Linked DNA regions of Homo sapiens: region 1 is linked to region 2. A link is a loop called in an ENCODE intact Hi-C map of the cell type or tissue named here. Cell type or tissue: CD4-positive, alpha-beta T cell. All regions are shown on one strand. Each heading gives the region's core, and the rest is flanking DNA. Links, peaks and the distances in the headings are about the cores only. Region 1 overlaps ABLIM3 (actin binding LIM protein family member 3). Region 2 has its middle 6.0 kb from the start of ADRB2.

The links. Peaks named below come from ENCODE experiments on the same cell type or tissue, not always from the same donor. Only the 100,000 strongest peaks of a DNase experiment are listed, where the experiment ranks them.
Region 1: it touches region 2 in a loop (2.6-fold over the local background); 1 of 110 quality-filtered maps calls a loop at or near these places.

The regions. Positions count from the first base shown.
Region 1 is chr5:149,235,983-149,245,087 of GRCh38, reverse strand. ABLIM3 (actin binding LIM protein family member 3) reads right to left here. Exons shown (of 24, transcript NM_014945.5): 11 at 7,485-7,640; 12 at 5,811-5,840; 13 at 5,200-5,329; 14 at 4,314-4,412; 15 at 2,550-2,597; 16 at 73-207. Among named protein-coding and RNA genes, the nearest start is that of AFAP1L1, 31 kb to the left of the region's middle. In CD4-positive, alpha-beta T cell, for the core only: no CTCF peak of the experiment used is centred there; a DNase peak (open chromatin) is centred at 4,517; H3K27ac peaks cover 650 bases.
Region 2 is chr5:148,816,056-148,825,160 of GRCh38, reverse strand. No RefSeq gene overlaps it. Among named protein-coding and RNA genes, the nearest start is that of ADRB2, 6.0 kb to the left of the region's middle. In CD4-positive, alpha-beta T cell, for the core only: CTCF peaks have their summits at 3,958 and 4,170 (motif pointing left); a DNase peak (open chromatin) is centred at 4,150.

The sequences.
Region 1 (9,105 bases), core at 1,717-6,716, 420 kb before region 2:
AACTGTTCTGAACACCCGTGTCCTTGGCACAGGTGTTAGGGCCCTGGACCCAGGCTCCTATGGGGGTACTACCTTTGGGGGACCCATGGTAGGTCCAGTACTCAGACTCCGAAGCATAGTAGGGGTCTGGCGAGTAGATGGGACTGTACTTGGAGGTCTGGCTGATGTCTTCACTTGTTTTGCTCTTGGTTGCTGTAGACAAATCACCTGCAGAGGACCCAAGGAGAGCACTTCAGGAAGGCAGAGTGACCGGGATGGGACTGTGTACCCTTTTCCTATCTTTACCAGGCTCCAGCCCAGGGGAGTGAGTCCACTTCAAGATCAGGGCTCTCTGTTAGAACTGGGCCATGGAGCATCGGAGCTGGAAAAGCACTGGGGCCAAACCCTCATTTTGCATTTAGTAATTGGAGCACCAGAGAGGGGAAGGGGCTTGCTTAAGACCACATAGCATGTGAGCACCAGAACTGGACCAGATCCCAGCCCAGGGCTCTTTCCAGCACATTCCATGGATTCCCAGGTCTGTTCCAGAATGACCTCTAAGGGTGTGGCTCCTCAAATAAGACTGGACAGGTCCCAGGTGAGCCCCAGCCCTTTAGAAGCCTTCCTAGCCCTTTAGAAGCCTTCCTTGTTATAAATTTGAACTCCATCATTTCTCACAACCTGAGATGCCACATTCTGCTCAGGGACTACATAGCCTGAAGGAAGGAGTGCTAGACAGGGAGTCAGCAAACCTGGGTTCTGGTCCCAGCTCTGCCACTTTACTCAGCTGTAACACTGGGCAGGTCCTACCATCTCTGCCTTAGTTTCCTCATCTGTAAGTGTCAGAATCGGTCTGCTGGCTCAGCTGCCATCCAGCTTCAAGCTTCCACCTGAAGTAAGCCCAGGACAGGGGTGACCAAAAAGACCCACTGCAGTCACAACTACTTACAGAGCAGTGACTTCTCGTGGCCCAAACGTGGGTGACAGGCTGGTAGAGCAGAGAGAGGGGCTGGGGAAGTGTGTGTGGCTGCATGACCATTTCTCATGGTCAGCTACAGGAAGCTTTAGGGACAAGCTCTGTGCTCTGTGGAGCCAGAGTGGCAGAGCGTGGTGGATCAGCTTCAGCCAGCCCTGGGCTATGCAGCCCCCACAACAGCACTTGCTTCCAAAGCTTTCAAATTCTTCTCTTTGACTTGGGTCCTGGGCAGCCCCTCCTGGCTGACTGCATTTAGCTTTTTCCTCCGCCCTCTTTTCCAAGCAACCCACCTCCACCCCAGACTCCTCTTGAGTCTGCTTTAGTGCCACCCCTCAGGGCCCACCTGGAAAATCCCACAAAGTCCTGAGAAGCTTGTGACCTGGGGGCCTTTTCTAGGTATAAAGCCAAACTACCTTTGTCATGTTGGTGTCTTTCTATGAGTACTCAGGGGACATGGCATGTCCTTCACAAGCTGGTACAGACTTGCACATGCTCACAGACTCACCTCGGACCCCCCTGCTCAGCCCCCTCTGGAACCAAGGATGTCTGTATAAAATGTAGAATCTTAGGCACCCAGAGCCGCTGTTTAAACTCGTATTGTCCCCTCCACCAGCTAATTAGTTCAGAACCTGGTGCAGGACTGCTTCGCTCATCTCCAAGCTCCACCGATTCTGGGCCTCCTTTTGTTATCCAGCTAGACCCTTAAGCAAGTGTGGGTGCACAGGGTGGCAGCTGCTCCTCTGCAGCTTCAATGGAAGGGATGTGCTCCTTCAATCGAGGCTTAGTAAGTACTTTTTGCAAAAGTGAACAGGTGGTGTCAGTGATGAATGACTTGGTGGTTCTCATACTAAGTGCAGGGAGGAATCATGGACAAAGCCAGTTATAGTGCAGATTCTTAGTTCACACTCTCAATATTTATAATTAAGGGAGTCTGGGGCAAGGAAGGGGCCAGGGAATCTGCCTTTTAAATGTCTCTCAGGTGCAGATGGTCCATAGATCATTCTTTAAGAAACACTAAATCAATGAATGAATGAAAGAAGGAAGTCACCCTCTGCAACCTTACTCATCTACATCTCCTCTGCAAGTCTCCATCCACTCTCAGGAGACTGTGACTGAGAACAACTTACAGCAGGGGTTCCCAAGTTGGGCTGAGTATCAGAATCACTTGGAGAAACCGTGACACATACAGAATTCGAATTCAGTAAGCCTGGGGTGGGGCCCAGGAATCTGTATGCATCCCCTGTTATTCTAATGAACATTTCAAGTATTAATGCCTTGGAGTGTGACTCTCCCAGGGGCATGTGCGTTTTACAAAGGTTTTACCAATTATGGAACTTAGGATGACAGAGAGCAGGTAAGGGGGAGATTGCAAAGGTGGTGGGAAAGAACTGAGGGGACATGAGGACTTTGTTCTTTTGAAATGATACCAAACTCTGCCCTAATGTCACCCTGGGTGATGGGGCAGTCAACAAGAAGGACCAAGATGCAGCCTTGTGTTTTGTGGCTCCTGGTGGCCTGTGCAGGGCCATCTGCATAGATGGTTAACCTCCCCCCTCTCCTTGTGTGGCCAAGCCCTATCTACCTCTGACCATACCATGCCGTTTGTAGATCGGGGGTTTCCGGTAGATGTTACTGTCTCCAGCTGCCAGACAGACCAGGAAGGGACAGTGGGGAGGGGAGAGAGAGAGACAGGAGAAAAGGGAGAAAAGGAGATAGTACTTGGTCAGTTGATCTCAGAAGAGAGAGATGGGCAACAACTTTTTCCAAGGGGCCACCATCTTTTTCCCCTGGTGACTTCCTCTTCCAAAGTTGAACTTTCAACCTCGTCCCAACAGGTTCCAAGTAAGGTGCGGGAAGAGGAATGGATGGATCCAAGTGGTGCCGAGGAAGAGACCTGGGGCTTGAAGGGTGAGCATGCAGGCACAGGGGTGTGTGTGCTCAGCAGAGCCCCATGCAGGAAGGTGTCCACTGCCTCCACCAGTGGCCACACCTCATTCCATGTGAAAATTCCCAGGATGCTGCAGCCGAATTTCAGCTTACCTCCCTCCCCCTCCCTCAAAGACAGACAGGATGGGACCCCTCTAGGGCAGCTGAGGAAGGTGTAGATGAAACAGCAGCATGAGCTCTTGAGGGGAACGTGAGTGGGGAGTGAAAAACTGAGCTTGGTGTCAGGAGACTGAGGTTCAGCCCTGGCTCTGCTGTGACTCAGAGGGAGACCTTGTCCAAACTACACCCACTCAGTCCTGTAGCCCCTGTCTTCCTCTCAATTCCTGTCATGACCTGCGGTCACATGACATGATAGTGCTCTTCCCTCTGCCTGGGATGTCTTTCCTTGGCTTCTTCATAGGCTGGCTCTTCATCTTTTTTTCTTTTTGAGACAGAGTCTCACTTTGTCACCCAGGCTGGAATGCAGTGGCACGATCTTGGCTCACTGCAACCTCCGCCTCCCAGGTTCAAGTAATTCTCCTGCCTCAGCCTCCTGAGTAGCTGGAATTACAGGTACAAGCCACCATGCCCAGCTAATTTTTATATTTTTAGTAGAGACAGCGTTTCACCATGTTGGACAGGTTGGTCTCGAACTCCTGATCTCATGACCCACACGCCTCGGCCTCCCAAAGTGCTGGGATTACAGGCGTGAGCGACCACGCCAGGCCCCTTCTCATCTTTCAGCTTTAATGTTACCTCCTCCAAGAAGCTCTTCCTGACCGCCCCATCTAGCCTGGCCTCTCTCAGCCTCATCATCTCTCAGGATGGCCTGTTTTATTTATGTTTATGGCACCTATGGCTACCTGAAATTATCCTCTACCTATTTGTTTACTCATTTTTATCTCTCTTCCTACATTAGTACGTAAATACCAAATACCATGAAGGCAGGATCTGGGCTGGGTTGAGCACAGTTGCAACCTCTGAGCCCAGAACAGTGCTTAGCTGTACAGAAGGAATAACAGTGGCTTGGGAAGCCAAGTAACTGGCTCACAGTCATGAGCTTATAAGCAGCTGCATCGGATTCCATCCCAAGAGCTTTGAAGCCAAAGTGTGTAGCCTTCACCGCTGTGTGCCCCTGCTGCGCCCCTCACAGCCCTCAAGCACTCACGGTATCTCACTCGAGCTCCCTGCCTCTTTTCTTCCCGGGACTGCTTCTTTGAGGTCCTAATGGAGGCTGGTTCTGTCAAGTGGATAATCTGAAGCCCGTGGGTGTGTTGGGGTTGGAGGACAGGGTTGGTGCAGGTGCTTGGTTAGGGAGGTCCCTCAGGAACCAGCTTCTTGGTGCCTGTGTGGCATCGAGGGGGTGACTCAGGCACCTGTGACCCCATGGAGCATGCATCCATCCCAGGAATTCTGGGCTGGCAGTGCCTACCTGGGATGTGAAAGTGCTTGGGAGCCTGGTAAGAGGTTGGAGTGGAGGACCTCACATCTAACTGGCTATGGTATGGAGAGCTCCGGCCACTCTCGGGCCCTGGAGCACGCAGGAAGTGGTCGCCAAAGAAAACAGAGGCACAGAGAAAACAGGCATTAACGCGGTGGCAGTTTAGGAAGTGGTGAGGTGATGACAGCAGAGATGGGGGATGGGCTGGGGCGTCTCAGCGTGCTCAGGTTCCGGGGCGGAAGCAGCATGTGCTCTCATGCACCACGTTGGCAGAAACAAGCTTGACTTTGCTTCCTGGCTTGATCCCAAAGTCAGATTTTGTGAGATGTAAAGATCAACTCTACTGAGCTCCAGGAAGGCATGTTAGTTTGAACCTCTTATCTCCCCAACCATCCTTGAACCTCCCCCTTTTGGACGCTCCCTTAATTGCTCCTTTCCTCCATCCAAGTGCTGGCATCACCCCCAACCTGAGGGTGACTGTGGATGGTCTGACTGGATTGGCTGGGGTGGCCCTTGGGTGAAGGCCAGTTCATAGCCATATTTCTGGTCTCTTGGTTCTGCCCTCCGGATGGGGCAGGCCACGAGGATGGTGGAGTCTTCTTCCACCAGGGCCACAGGGCCACCTGCCAGCCCCCTCTCCTGGAAGTTCACCACCCACCTTCCTGCTGCTTCTCAGTGCCACACACTCCTCCATCCCCCCTGCCATCTCAGGGACTCAGAGAGGCCCAGCTGGTCACCTGGGTGGCCATAGGCCTCCAGAGGGCCACACTGTGATGGAGATCATGGGGGAGCCTTGTGCCCTCTGCAGCAGGGACCCCAAGTGACTGCATTGTCTCCCTGGCTCTTCCTCTCCCTTCAGGTCCTCCCCCTTCCTTACCAGAGCGGTAGTAGTGGTGAGGTGAGCGGGAGAAGGTGGGGGACATGCCCTGCCGGCTGTAGGTGGGGGAGTCTATGTACCCCGGGCTGGAGGCCCGTCTCTGCCGGAGGTCCAGGTTCTCGTAGATGTCCTGGGAGAGGAAATGGGGCTGTGAGCATGGCTGGCTGTTAAGTGGGCCTGTGGCCCGAGGGTCTAGCAGGCAGGTGGGCATGACATGGAATCTGGGATTCTCGGGTTTGAGGTGTGAATACAGAGACCCCCCTCCTCCCTGAGTTACACACACAGCCCGAGGAAGATGGCAGAGAATTTCCAGGGCTTTCCCCCATTACTTGCAGGCCCTTGAATGGAATCTATGGGGTCAATCCCTGGAATCCTGACCAGGGATCCCAGAAGCCTGAGGGAGGCCATCTCTGGGCAGGAAGGGCAGATTTCCATCCTGTATGCCACTACCACTTCCTCCAGGACATGCACCCGAGTCTCTCCAGCACTTCCCTGCTTGCAGGGAATACCTTGGGCAAGGGCTCAGACACCTTCGGGGGGCTGGGGATGGGTGAAGTCCACATAAAGGGGCACAATTATATATCAACTTAATTCTCTATCAGCTGAATTACCTGGGAGTAGGGAGATAATGTTCCCAGCGACTTAGAAGTGAAGAGTTTGAAGGCAGTTGTGGAACGAGCAGAAGGAATGAGAGGAGGACGAGACGAAGGACAGAGCATGGTTAGATGGCTCGGCAGAGAGGGTTTGCAGCAGTTCCTTTGTACCCCTCTCCAGATAACAGCCTCGCTGGGAATTCCAGAGGGTCAGACTACTGACAGGAGGCAGGAAACCTCGAGATTATGCCCGCCTTTTAGGAAGGGAAAAACCAAGGCCCAGAGAGAGAATACGAAGGCTCACGGCCACTCAGGGCAGAAGTGGCAGGGACTTGACTTGGACCCAGGCTTCTGTGCTGCATGCTCAGGGCTATTGTCACCACCCTTTCCTTGTCTCTCTACTGGTTCATGACCCCTCTACAGTTCATGAGGACGATGCCCAGGGCAGGGCACCCAGCAGCCAGCACCCTGGCTAAGCAGGGGCCAGGCTGGGGCCACCAACAAGGGAGTTGAGCTGGTGGCTGGTGCAGCAGCTGGAGATGGGATGTCTCGACTGAAGAGGGCAGCAGTTCCTCAGCTCCAGCAGCTGGAATGCCTGCCCAGCATTTACACAGCATCTTAATTTTCCAAGAAAGACAGAAGTGCAGATTCTTACATGAAATCTCCCAGTGTTTACTTGTTGACAACTAGTTTGCATTTTCAAAAGACACTTTGTGAGTGAAACAAAACAAATCTGAGGGCTGGCTGCAACCTGTGGGCCCTGGTTTGCCATCTCTAACTGAAGGACAAGCGGCTTCTACTAAACACTTGATCCTCCTCTCCTGGTGCATTTCAGGGGCCGGAAACCAGAGAATCTCAGCACTGGGCTCTTCAACCAAATGGAACCCAAATCCCTTAGGGAGGAAGGGAACTTGCCTGAGGTTATGAGGCTAGTTATGGTGGAGCTGGGACAAGAACCTGGGTCCCTGCCCACCAGGACAGGCTTCTGCTGCCTCAAATTAACTCAAGGGGTCTGGGATAAGGTTAGAAATCTTCTAGGATATAGACTGCCAGGACCTCCAGGGTAATTCTGCCCCCAACCCTGCTGCCATCTCCAGAAAACACTTTCTCTTGTTTAGCAACCATTTAATGATTTCAAAAGCTATCTGTTACTGAGTCTTTATAAAAGCGTCTCTTCCTTTGAAGAGACACTGGGGCTAAAGGCCAGGTGGGAAAACCAGAGAACATGTCTGATTAGACATGTTATAATCAGGGATTATAAATCTAAATGGCCACTGAGCCTGGCAGGAGATGAGCGCCTTGGGCTGAGTACATGAAAAATTCCTACAGTATAAGAAATACAACAGCTTGAGTAATAAGTGGTCACAGGCTCTTAGCTTCAATGCTGGGATTAACAGGGAGTCGGGGGACTGGGGGGAATGGAAAGCTCATGTCCTGTCTATAGGGGGTGCTGCTTCCCATCTCCAGATGGTGGAAATGTAGGTTTAAGGTTGTCGGCTCTGATTTTTCAAGAAGAGCCAGAAAGCCAAATGAAATCTCTTCATTTAAAAAACGTTGGCCATAAATCCCAGTGTAGAAGAGTCTGGGAGCCAGCATTGTGGAGGCCAAACTGTCTGTGATGGAGAGGGCTGGGGACCCCAGAGCAATCTCCTTTCCTACAATAGCCCCAGAGAGAAGGGCAAGATGCGATACCTCTCCATAGCCACATCTCTCCAGCATCTCGTCGGACATGTATCTGGAATGAGGCTCATAGGAAATGAGGTCGGGGCGTTGTACCTCGTAGATAGACTTAACCTTGGGGAGAGCCGCCAGGTCTTTGTAATTAAGGATCTCATTATCCACTTTAGCCTAGGGAAGAGGGAAATGGACAGGAAAGGAATAGAAAGATAAGAGGGAAAAGGGAATGGAGAGAGGAAACAAAAACAAGATACAGAAGGAACAAACTTCTCCAGTTTCCACCACAAACAGATTAGGATCAAATTGAAGAATAGTAGAATGTTAGAATAAAAGTGGTCTTAGAGGCCATCCATTCCAACAGGGCTAACATTTATTGAGCACATATTGTTTGTAAGCCCTGTGCTTTATAATAATTATATCCTCTAGATGTTGTAATGCCTCTGTGAAGTAAATGTCAATATCATTTCTATTTTCTAGCTGAGGAAATGGAGGCTCAAAAGGTTATACAGTTTGCACCACTAAGCTAATAGATTTGAATTCAGCCTGAACTACACAGCCTGGGTACTGACTGCCTTCCGATCCCACAGAGTGAGGACATCCCAATTCACAGCATCCTTGAAGAAGAAGATGAAGATGGTAAAGACAAAAATAATCATGATAGTAAAACACTAGCTAACATTTGGTGAGTACTTATTATAAGCCAGGCTCTGTACCAAGTCCCTTATATAGATTAACCCAGTTCATCCATACAACTCACAACTCTAGTAGTAGGCACCAACATTATCCTCCTTTTGAATAAGGAACCAGAGGCACAGAAAAATCAATTAACTTGTCCAAGTTGCAAGAGCCCAAGTTTCAACACAGGGAGCTTGCCCTCTTCAGCGGCCTCTCCTGTCTTCTCGGGATGGGGAGTTCACTGTCTTACACCGTCAGAAGGCTGCATTCAGAAAGCTGCTCTTTCCATTGAACTGAAATGAGCCTCTACCTTCTGCTTGACTTTGGCAGAGTTCATCCCTCTAGAGCTGCATGGATTGAAAGAAAGCTTCCCCTTGCATGTGACAGCCCGCATCTCATGGCCCCTGAAGCCATGCCTTTTCCACGGCCATGTCCTCCAGCTGTTCCCTCTGTGACCTGGTGTTTGCTATGATCAACCAGGATCTGTCTTGCAAGGTCCTGAGGTGCTGCAAATTACAACAGAGGCTGCTAGATAGAGAATTCAGAGACTGTATTAGTCTGATAACATTCTCCCAATGCCATAGGAGCCAAGTACAGTCTCAGGGCCAAGACTACTTTATAGGAAGCACCATTCATAAATACCTATAAGCTGTGCTATTTTGAAAACCTACCAAAGCCCTTCCACTATTGTATCCCTGCCACATCAGCACTGCAATTAGGGCAGGGTTGCTTATTCTCTGTTGCCCCTAGACCCAGTGTCCACCCTTCCTTGCCTGGATCTATGTCCTGAACACTGCCTGGGCTGTATCACAGGCTCTTTTGCTCTCTGACTTTCAGTTGGGTTTAGCCAATGGGATGCACCAGCAGAGACTAGAGGGTGAATGGAGAGAGAGGTTGGCACACTTATTCCCCTGGCAACCTTCCTGGCTGGCTGTGGGCTGGGCATGACTCTCTCTGGAGG
Region 2 (9,105 bases), core at 2,077-7,076:
AACAAAAAACACAAGATAATTCTCCCTTAAGAAAAAGAAAAAAGTAAGACCAAATCTCAAAAGTAAGATCTTTGTTCATGAAATACTATCCTTTCCATCTGGCATGTGACTTTACTGCTAAAGTGAAATTAATTTTCAGGGTTTGATTTCCCATGTATTAGTGGTGTCTTTGAAAAACTGAAAGTATTTCATGAAGTGTAACTAAACGTACTTTGTAGATTACATAATAACATAACAATGGTTAACATTTATGGACCATTCTGCTATTTGCTTTTCATGCATTATTCTATTTAATCCTTCCCACAGTCCCATGGGGGTGGGGACTATTTTTAGCTTAATTCACAAATGAGGTTCAAAGAGGAAAATGGCTTGCCCAGGGGCAATGGCTGGGCAGTGCCAGAATCTGGATTTGACCCAGGTCTGCCTGAGTCCAAGACCCATCTTTTAATCTTTTCAATGTATTGCATAATTACATGCAGACAGGAGTGATGGATAGGGAGGAAGGGCTACAACTGGAACTGGAATACCCAGGTTCCAGATTCACCAAACTTGGAGCTTTCTAGTTCATTTTTTTTTTTTTTAAGAGAAATCACGAAGTACCTGATTTCCATTGTCTCTAAAGGGGCATAAAGTCACTTCCATTGGGGTAAGCAAGAATTGAATGATATAGTAAGAAATATGAAAATGCTTTTGCTCATATAAGTGTCACACAAGTGTAGTTTGTAAGCGAAGTTTACATAAATTACTTAGTGGTTTAGAATATGTTGTTAGTCTTCTCTACTAGAACAATAAAATACTTTAGGGCAAAAGTAAGTTGGGTGTTTACTCTGGAAGCAAAGCTCAGAAACAGAATTTAACCTACATATCCCCTTTAACATCCTTCATAGCAGAAACTGACTTTTTGCAAGACAGATGCCTTAGAAAACAAGTATTTCCCATAAAATCCACAAATATGAATTAAAGATCTATTATATTCACATAGTTTTCAAAATACACTCACCTCATATTTGTGTTTTCCAAAATTGGCTGTGGCATGATGCATTTTAGGAAGAGGCAGTATTTATTATGCAACAACGTTTCTTTAAATATGCATCTACTCAAATTGTGGAACTAAACCATTTAAAACCTCCTTCCTGTTTGTGAAGCTATGGCATAAATAAGCATATTGTTTAACCTTCCTATAATAAGAAAAGAACAAAGAAAACCCCTTTAAGACAAATATTAACTGATCATGTATTTAGATATACACGTAAGTCACTTAAAAGTTTAACTGAATATTTTGGGAAACTCCTTTTTTAAAACCCACAAATACTAAATCAAGAAGGACTGGCTAGCCATATGCAGAAAACTGAAACTGGACCCCTTCCTTACACCTTATACAAGAATTAACTCAAGATGAATTAAAGACTTAAACGTAAGACCTAAAACCATAAAAACCCTAGAAGAAAATCTAGGCAATAACATCCAGGACATAGGCATGGGCAAAGACTTCATGACTAAAACATCAAAAGCAATGGCAACAAAAGCCAAAATTGACAAATGGGATCTAATTAAACTAAAGAGTTTCTGCACAGCAAAATAAACTATCATCAGGGTGAACAGGCAACCTACAGAAAGGGGGAAAAATTTTGCAATCTATCCATCTGACAAAGGGCTAATATCCAGAATCTACAAAGAACTTAAACAAATTTACAAGAAAAAACAAACAGCCCCATGAAAAAGTGGGCAAAGGATATGAACAGACACTTCTCAAAAGAAGACATTAATGCAGCCAACAAACATATGAAGAAAAGATCATCAGCACTGGTTATTAGTGAAATGCAAATCAAAACCACAATGAAATACCATCTCACACCAGATACAATGGCGATCATTAACACATCAGGAAACAGACCGGGCGCAGTGGCTCATGCCTGTAATCCTAGCACTTTGGGAGGCTGAGGTGGGTGGATCACCTGAGGTCAGGACTTCGAGAGCAGCCTGACCAACATGGTGAAACTTCGTCTCTAATAAAAATACAAAAATTAGCCAGAAGTTGTGGCATGCCTGTAGTCTGACCTACTCTGGGGGCTGAAACAGGAGAATCGCTTGAACCTGGGAGGTGGAGGTTGCAGTGAGCCGAGATTGTGCCACTGCACTCCATCCGGGGTGACACAGTGAGACTCCGTCTCAAAAAAAAAACAGGAAGTCAGGAAACAACAGATGCTGGAAAGGATGTGGAGAAATAGGAACACTTTTACACTGTTGGTAGGAATGTAAATTAGTTCAAACATTGTGGAAGACAGTGTGGCAATCCCTCAAGGATCTAGAACAAGAAATACCATTTGACCCAGCAATCCCATTACCTGGTATATACCCTAAGGATTATAAATCATTCTACTATAAAGACACATGGACATGTATGTTTATTGCAGCACTGTTCACAATAGCAAAGACTTGGAACCAACCCAAATGCCCATCAAGAATAGACTTGATAAAGAAAATGTGGCACATATACACCATGGAATACTGTGCAGCCATAAAAAAGGATGACTTCATGTCTTTTGCAGGGGCATGGATGAAGCTGGAAACCATCATTCTCAGCAAACTAACACAGGAACAGAAAACCAAACACCTCATGTTCTCACTCATAAGTGGGAGTTGAACAATGAGAACACATGGACACAGGGAGAGGAACATCATACACCAGGGCCTGTTTGGGGGTGGGGGCCTAGGGGAGGGATAGCATTAGGAGAAATACTTAAAGTAGATGACAGGTTGATGGGTGCAGCAAACCACCATGGCACATGTATACCTATGTAACAGACCTGCACGTTCTGCACATGTATCCTAGAACTTAAAGCATAATAATAATAAAAAAAGGAGAATCTGCTTATATCAATTAGGAAGTTCTGGGCCTTTGCCCTCCAGCCTTGACGAATGGATGCACGCTCTTTCCCTGCTGCTTCACCAAGCTGGTAGAAATGTCAAGATGTAGTCAGCTAACTAAGAGTCTTTTCTCCTGACCTCCTTTTGTGATTTTAGGTTTAGAGAAAGTTAGACTGGGAAAGAGCTTAATATATCAGTTAATTTATTTCCCCCAAGTTTGCAAATGAGGTTACTGAAGTGAAAAAACAAGAAGTGTCCAGGCCAAAGTGTTAAGGAAAATTAGGAGTCCAGGTCTGCTCATGGCCTCACAAGTTTTCCCTGCCTAATGCTGTTATTTTATTTCCCAGCAGAGGAGTTCGAGTAGCACTGCTTACTGTTCACATGACCTTAGAGAGTTAATGCTTCATTTGAACTGGAAAGTTCTTAGTAGACTAAACGCACCTTTATCTGATGTAAGAAAAAGCAGGCTCTTTTATGGTGATTGATAGCATCTAATTACATATTTTGTCAATCCCTTAAGACACTGATTTGTCGTTCCCAGCCTGTCAAACAGGAATAAAACCTCATATCTGGATTTACCTAATGAATGTCTGAATAGGAGTAAGCTTCCATGGTGCCAGAGCATGCCCTCACACCAATAGCTGGATGCTTAGGAAAATCTTATACTGGGTCTTGGCTTAGACAAGAGTCCTTTCTTGTGTATGATCCTGGAGCACAGAAACATCTGTAGATTTCTTTTCAAACAATAGTTTAAAATGCTTGTCTTTAAAAATGTCTCTGTACAGCATTATCCCATTAAATTTACATTAAATGAGATTAAATGCATGTCAAGTGCTTAGCATACTGCCGTAGAAGAAAAACCTTACTGTTAGTATCTTATTTTTGAATCAAAAAATAGATATAGAATGCATATTGGTCCTATCTAATCGCATGTATGAAATGTATGATAGGATCCTTTGAACATGGATAATTGCTAATTTACCTTTAATTTGGATTGCTGTGAAAAAATAATTGAAAAAACAGACAAAACTTGGTTCTTTAGAAAGAAGAATGATTCTGTAAGTTACTATTATCATTGAGTAATATAGCTAGATGGGATGTCAGCGTTTTTTGAATGAAGCATCTCACAATCTAGTCAGCTTCTTACACAATGCACCCACCAAAACTCAGAGGTATTTTTAGAGAGAGCAAGCTTACCAGCCCCTTTTGCAGGTGCATATTTCTCTAGCTATCCCAGTATTGAACTGAAATCCATTTTCTCACTTCTACCCATGGATCTTAAGTCTGCCCCCTTGAGGCCACCGAAAACAAGTCTCTTCTCTGTCCTAGCTTTTGGGAGAATCCCTTAAAGTTCTCCTTAGCAAACAAAACCTCTTCAGGTTAAACATTCCTTGTTCCCTTGGTTCTAGAGTCCCTTTTACCATCATGGTAGGCCTCTTTTATTCCTGCTTAGGTTTGTCTATGTCTAAACTTAACATCAGTACCTGGAAAGATGCTAGAACAAGTCATCAAACAATCAATTTGCAATCACCTTGGCAACCATAACTTAGAGCAGAGCAACCAGCAAATCTTTCCAAACAGCTGATTATACCAGATGAATTTAATTTCCTGCTACACTAGAGTTTTATGAGACATACTAATAAATTCTCCACATCTTAGAAGCACTGAACAAAAGGAGACGGCATTAAATTAAAGCAGAGGAGACTTCAGTTGGCCGTTCAAAAGACTCCTTCGTCTGAAAAGAATCAGTATTCAAAGAGGTTACACTCTAGCAGCTTTTCTCAAATTGGGATTTTGCAAGAGAATTAAGCCCTACAGAAAATTATTTTTCCCAAAGCTGGGACATATCTCTTACCCTCCTAGGGACATAAGAGAGAAATTAAGTCACTACATACAATGCAATGGATGCCTTAGGGTATAGTGCTTAACTGAATCTTCTTTTGCTGAATCTGAGAGGAATTGCTTGAGTCTCCTTCAGGTATGGGAATGAACACTGTGTGATGGTGAATGTATATATATATATATATATATACACACACACACACACATTCAGATATACATGTATGTACATACACACACACATATATATAATATATATATCTTATATATATATTATATATACTATATATTTTTATATATATATTATATATAATATATATATTATATATGTATGTATATATAATATATATGTGTATATATAATATATGTATGTATATATAATATATATGTATATATATAATATATGTATGTATATATAATATATATGTGTATATATAATATATATGTATATATGTATATATATAATATATATATGTGTGTGTGTGTATATATATATATATATATATATATATGATGGAAGCGGTTTGGTTCAGTGGAGAGGGCATGGATGGGGGATTAGGAGACCTAGGTGTTAGTCCCAAAACAGCTCTCATATTCTATTGTAACCTTAAGCAAGTTGCCTTGTTTCTCAATCTTCATTTATGAAATAGGAAGTTGGGCTTGGTAACATCCAAGGGCCTGTCTACTCTAAACTGAACAAGCCTATAGTGGGAAGAAAGTGCTTTGAGGGCCACTGAGGAGATAAATTTTTGATTCGGAAGAAGTACCATGGAGCTGACAAGCAAAAATTGCCAATATCCTACACAACAACTTGATTATGTTTTTTTATCCTCCATATTTCAGCTATTCACATTTCATCTTTGTGATTTATGCTATTCTGAACAGCAGGTGTTCTACAGTTTTCTAAATTATTGACTCACTTTTAAAACTTTTATGATTTTTAAAATTATTGACTCATTTTTAAAACTCAATGCATTTATTTTTAAAGAAAATTTTATATGACTGCCATTACCACACGTGGAAAACTCGTGTCATTTGCCATAAATAGAAAGTAACCATGAAGACAAAACAATGTTAGTAAATGCTAGCTAGATTTTGTTGCTTGCCAAAGTTCTGAGCCTTAGGCCTGCTCTCTTTTTATTGAAAAGGAAGATTTGCAATACCGTTAGTATTCTAGCATCAGATGGGACTTTCTCCATTTATTTTAAAAGGTTGAAAGAAAATTGAAAAGGGAATAACTCCTAAGTAGTACACTGTTATTTAAAGTACTGTTACTAAATTATTTAAAATAATTTCTGATTACACCTGCAGGTATCTCAGTCCTGGACTTGTGCTAATGGGATACACTTCAGTGATAGAAAGAGCATGGGCTTTGGAGCCAGAGGAAGGAATGTGGGTTCCAATGATGACACTGTCCTTGATCAGCTGTGTGCTTCAGGCAATATGCTTTAGGCTTCTGGGCCTCAGAGGGCTCGAGGGTAAAATGCCTTGGATAGTTGGAAGAAATAGACGGAATATATAAAACACTAGATTTGAAAAGGAAGGGAGAGAACCAAAAGTCATGACAAAAAACGAATCAGCATAACTGGGATTGGCTGGGGGGTAAGGGGGAATGAGTCAAGAGAGTGGAGGAGGCCATTACCAAGCAGGGTGCAAGGAGAGCAGTGGACTGAGTGTGGCTGTAGGACAGGAAGGGGCAATGAATTCAGATATTACCATACTGAATTTGAGGTTTTGGTTGGACATCAAAATGGAAGTTAAAAATATCATAATGATTAGGAGATGAGAAACTGAAGTGATGTGTCTGTGGGTGGTCACGATTATGGTGGAAGCACTGCCTGAATAGCAGCACTCTCAGAGGATGTTTTGGAACGTTAAATGAAATAATGCATTTAAGGAACTTAGCATGCTGTTTCAAAAAAAATTATTTATCATTATTACCATCATCATCATTATCATCATCTTGGATTTCCTGGGACAACCCCAATTTCTGGAAATTACACTAGTTTCTCTAAGGGCAGTTCTTCGAATGAATAAATAAATTGATCTAAGAGGAAAAAAATCCTTTTATATATTAACCTATGAACAGTGGTAACATTTGGGGTGGATTTGGAGGGATGTCCAAATGTTTGATTCTCTAGCAGCTGCCTTGAGATGATTTGTATGCAAGTGATTGAGGAAGGAAAGCTCCCAAAAGAAAACAGTCAGGGAGTGGGAGAAACAGCTCAGAGAAGGGAAGAAGCAAAGGCAAAGACCCAGTGTTGCCTGATCCTAGGAGCAGCTCTGGAGCCTACTGCTTGGTTTCCTCCTTTCTCCAAGTCTTAGTTATAAAATCCTAAACAAGTCACTTAACCTTTCTGTGTCTCACTTTCCTTATCTGTAAATTGGGGCTGTTGATATTATCTCACAACCTCATGAAGTTGTTATGAAGATCAAATGAGTTAAGGTCTGTAAAGTAGTTAGGACTGATGTGGCCCATACTCAGTGCTCAATTAATTATTGATATGAAACCTAGGGGAGCTCTGTTGGCTGTGGCACTCAGGAAACCTTCCACGGGGAAGAGATAGTACCTACAACTTCTTGCATCTAAGTGCAAACTGCCCAGTGCTAGAGCTTAAGAAAGGGAATTGCACAGTATTTTTTAGGCCCTGGAGGAAAGAAGAAGTGAAATGGTTGTGGAGATCAAGCAGCACCTGCCACAGAAGAGGAGGTCAAGGAGCAGGGCTGAAGGGGAAACAATGGGAAGAGATAAAACAGATGATGGCTGAAGGACAGAGGAAGGAAAGGAAACAGGGCAGCCTCTCTCCAAAGCAGTGCCTTCTCTTGAGAGGCACAGAGGGAGAAATCTCACTGGGTCAAGGAGAGAAGGTCAAGGTACCCCGGCTAAGTCTAATCGCTATGAGGTGGTGGAACATGCCCTGGGCCTGGAGAAAGGAGAGTCTTGTCCTGGCCTTCTCACCTGCTGTGTGACTGCCTCTCTCTGGGACTCAATTTCCTCATCTGTAAAGTGATAAAGTCAAATCGAGTGATCTTTAAGATCAGTGCCTGGCACATCATAGTTAATTGGTGGTGGTTAAGGGTTCTGAAAAACAATAAGCCTGTTTTTTGTTTATCATGCGTTATTATATACCAGGAGCTGGGCTTGGCCCCTTACGTACATATTCCCTGCTTTTATTCTTATTTCTGTACAGTTTTCAAAATAGACAGTTATTCCTATTTTACAGATGACAAAACTGAAGTTTAAAGAAATTAAGCAGCCTGCCTCAGGTTACATAGTAGATAATAGGAAGAGAAGGAACCCAGCTCTGTCTAAACAAAAGTCTCACTCTGCACCACTAACACAAGATTCAGATGCAATAGTCCAAGCTCAATCAAGCCTGCATGCTCAGGCTGCTGAAAAGGAAGTTCCCTGGTTGTCAGGGTCTCACAGCTGAGTTTTACCAGACTGCTGGAGCAAAGAGGCAGCAGTTTCCTATCACTTATGGGAAAAATGCCAAATGATCAAGATTTAGGGCCAACTACCCTGGTCACAATTTCTAAAAAGAGAGGGAGGATGTTAGGGCTTAGATATCATTGGCCGTGAGTCTCTGGGCTTTGCTTGTGCCCCTTCCTCCATTCACAGCACTTTCCTTCTTTCCTCATTTCCTGCACAAATCCCCACTCCCAATACACACACACTCACACACACACACACTCACACACACACAATAACCTAAACTTCCTAAAGTACTGTGTAAAGGGCTACAACATATAAAAAAATGAACAAAGAGGCAGGGTCCTTGCCTGTAAGAAACTCACAGGCTAGTAGTGGAGATTAGCACATAAACTTGACTTCCACGTAACATAGTAAATTCTATGATTGAGGTAGGAACTTGAGTTTCTTAGTTCCTTAAATGTCAGGTGTGTATGTAAAGATATTGTTTCAATTTTAGTTGCAATAAAGATTAAGGAAAATTAATTGTTCAGAAAGAGGAAATGGCTAGGAACTTGAATTTATGGGCAACAGAGGATTAATTTAGTACCCTATCTCCCCATGTAAACACTGGGGAGGAGGCATGGAGAAGCCTTCCAAGAAGAGCAGGTGAACATTGGATAACAAAGAATCTTCAGCCAAGAGATGAATGGGGTTGCAAAAAAATAAAATAAAATAAATTGGCACTGTTGTTTGGACACCGATTTGGCAAAACTTATTAAAGTGTAAAATGTATGTATCTTTTCACCTAAAACTTTCATTGCTGGAAATTAGTTCCGTAAATGTCAGGTGTGTATGTGAAGATATTGTTTCAGTTTTGATTGTAATAAAGAAAGATTAAGGAAAATTAATTGTTCAGGAAGAGGAAATGGCTAATAAATTAGTAGAAACTCAGATATTGTGATGTGCAGTTATTAAAAAGAATT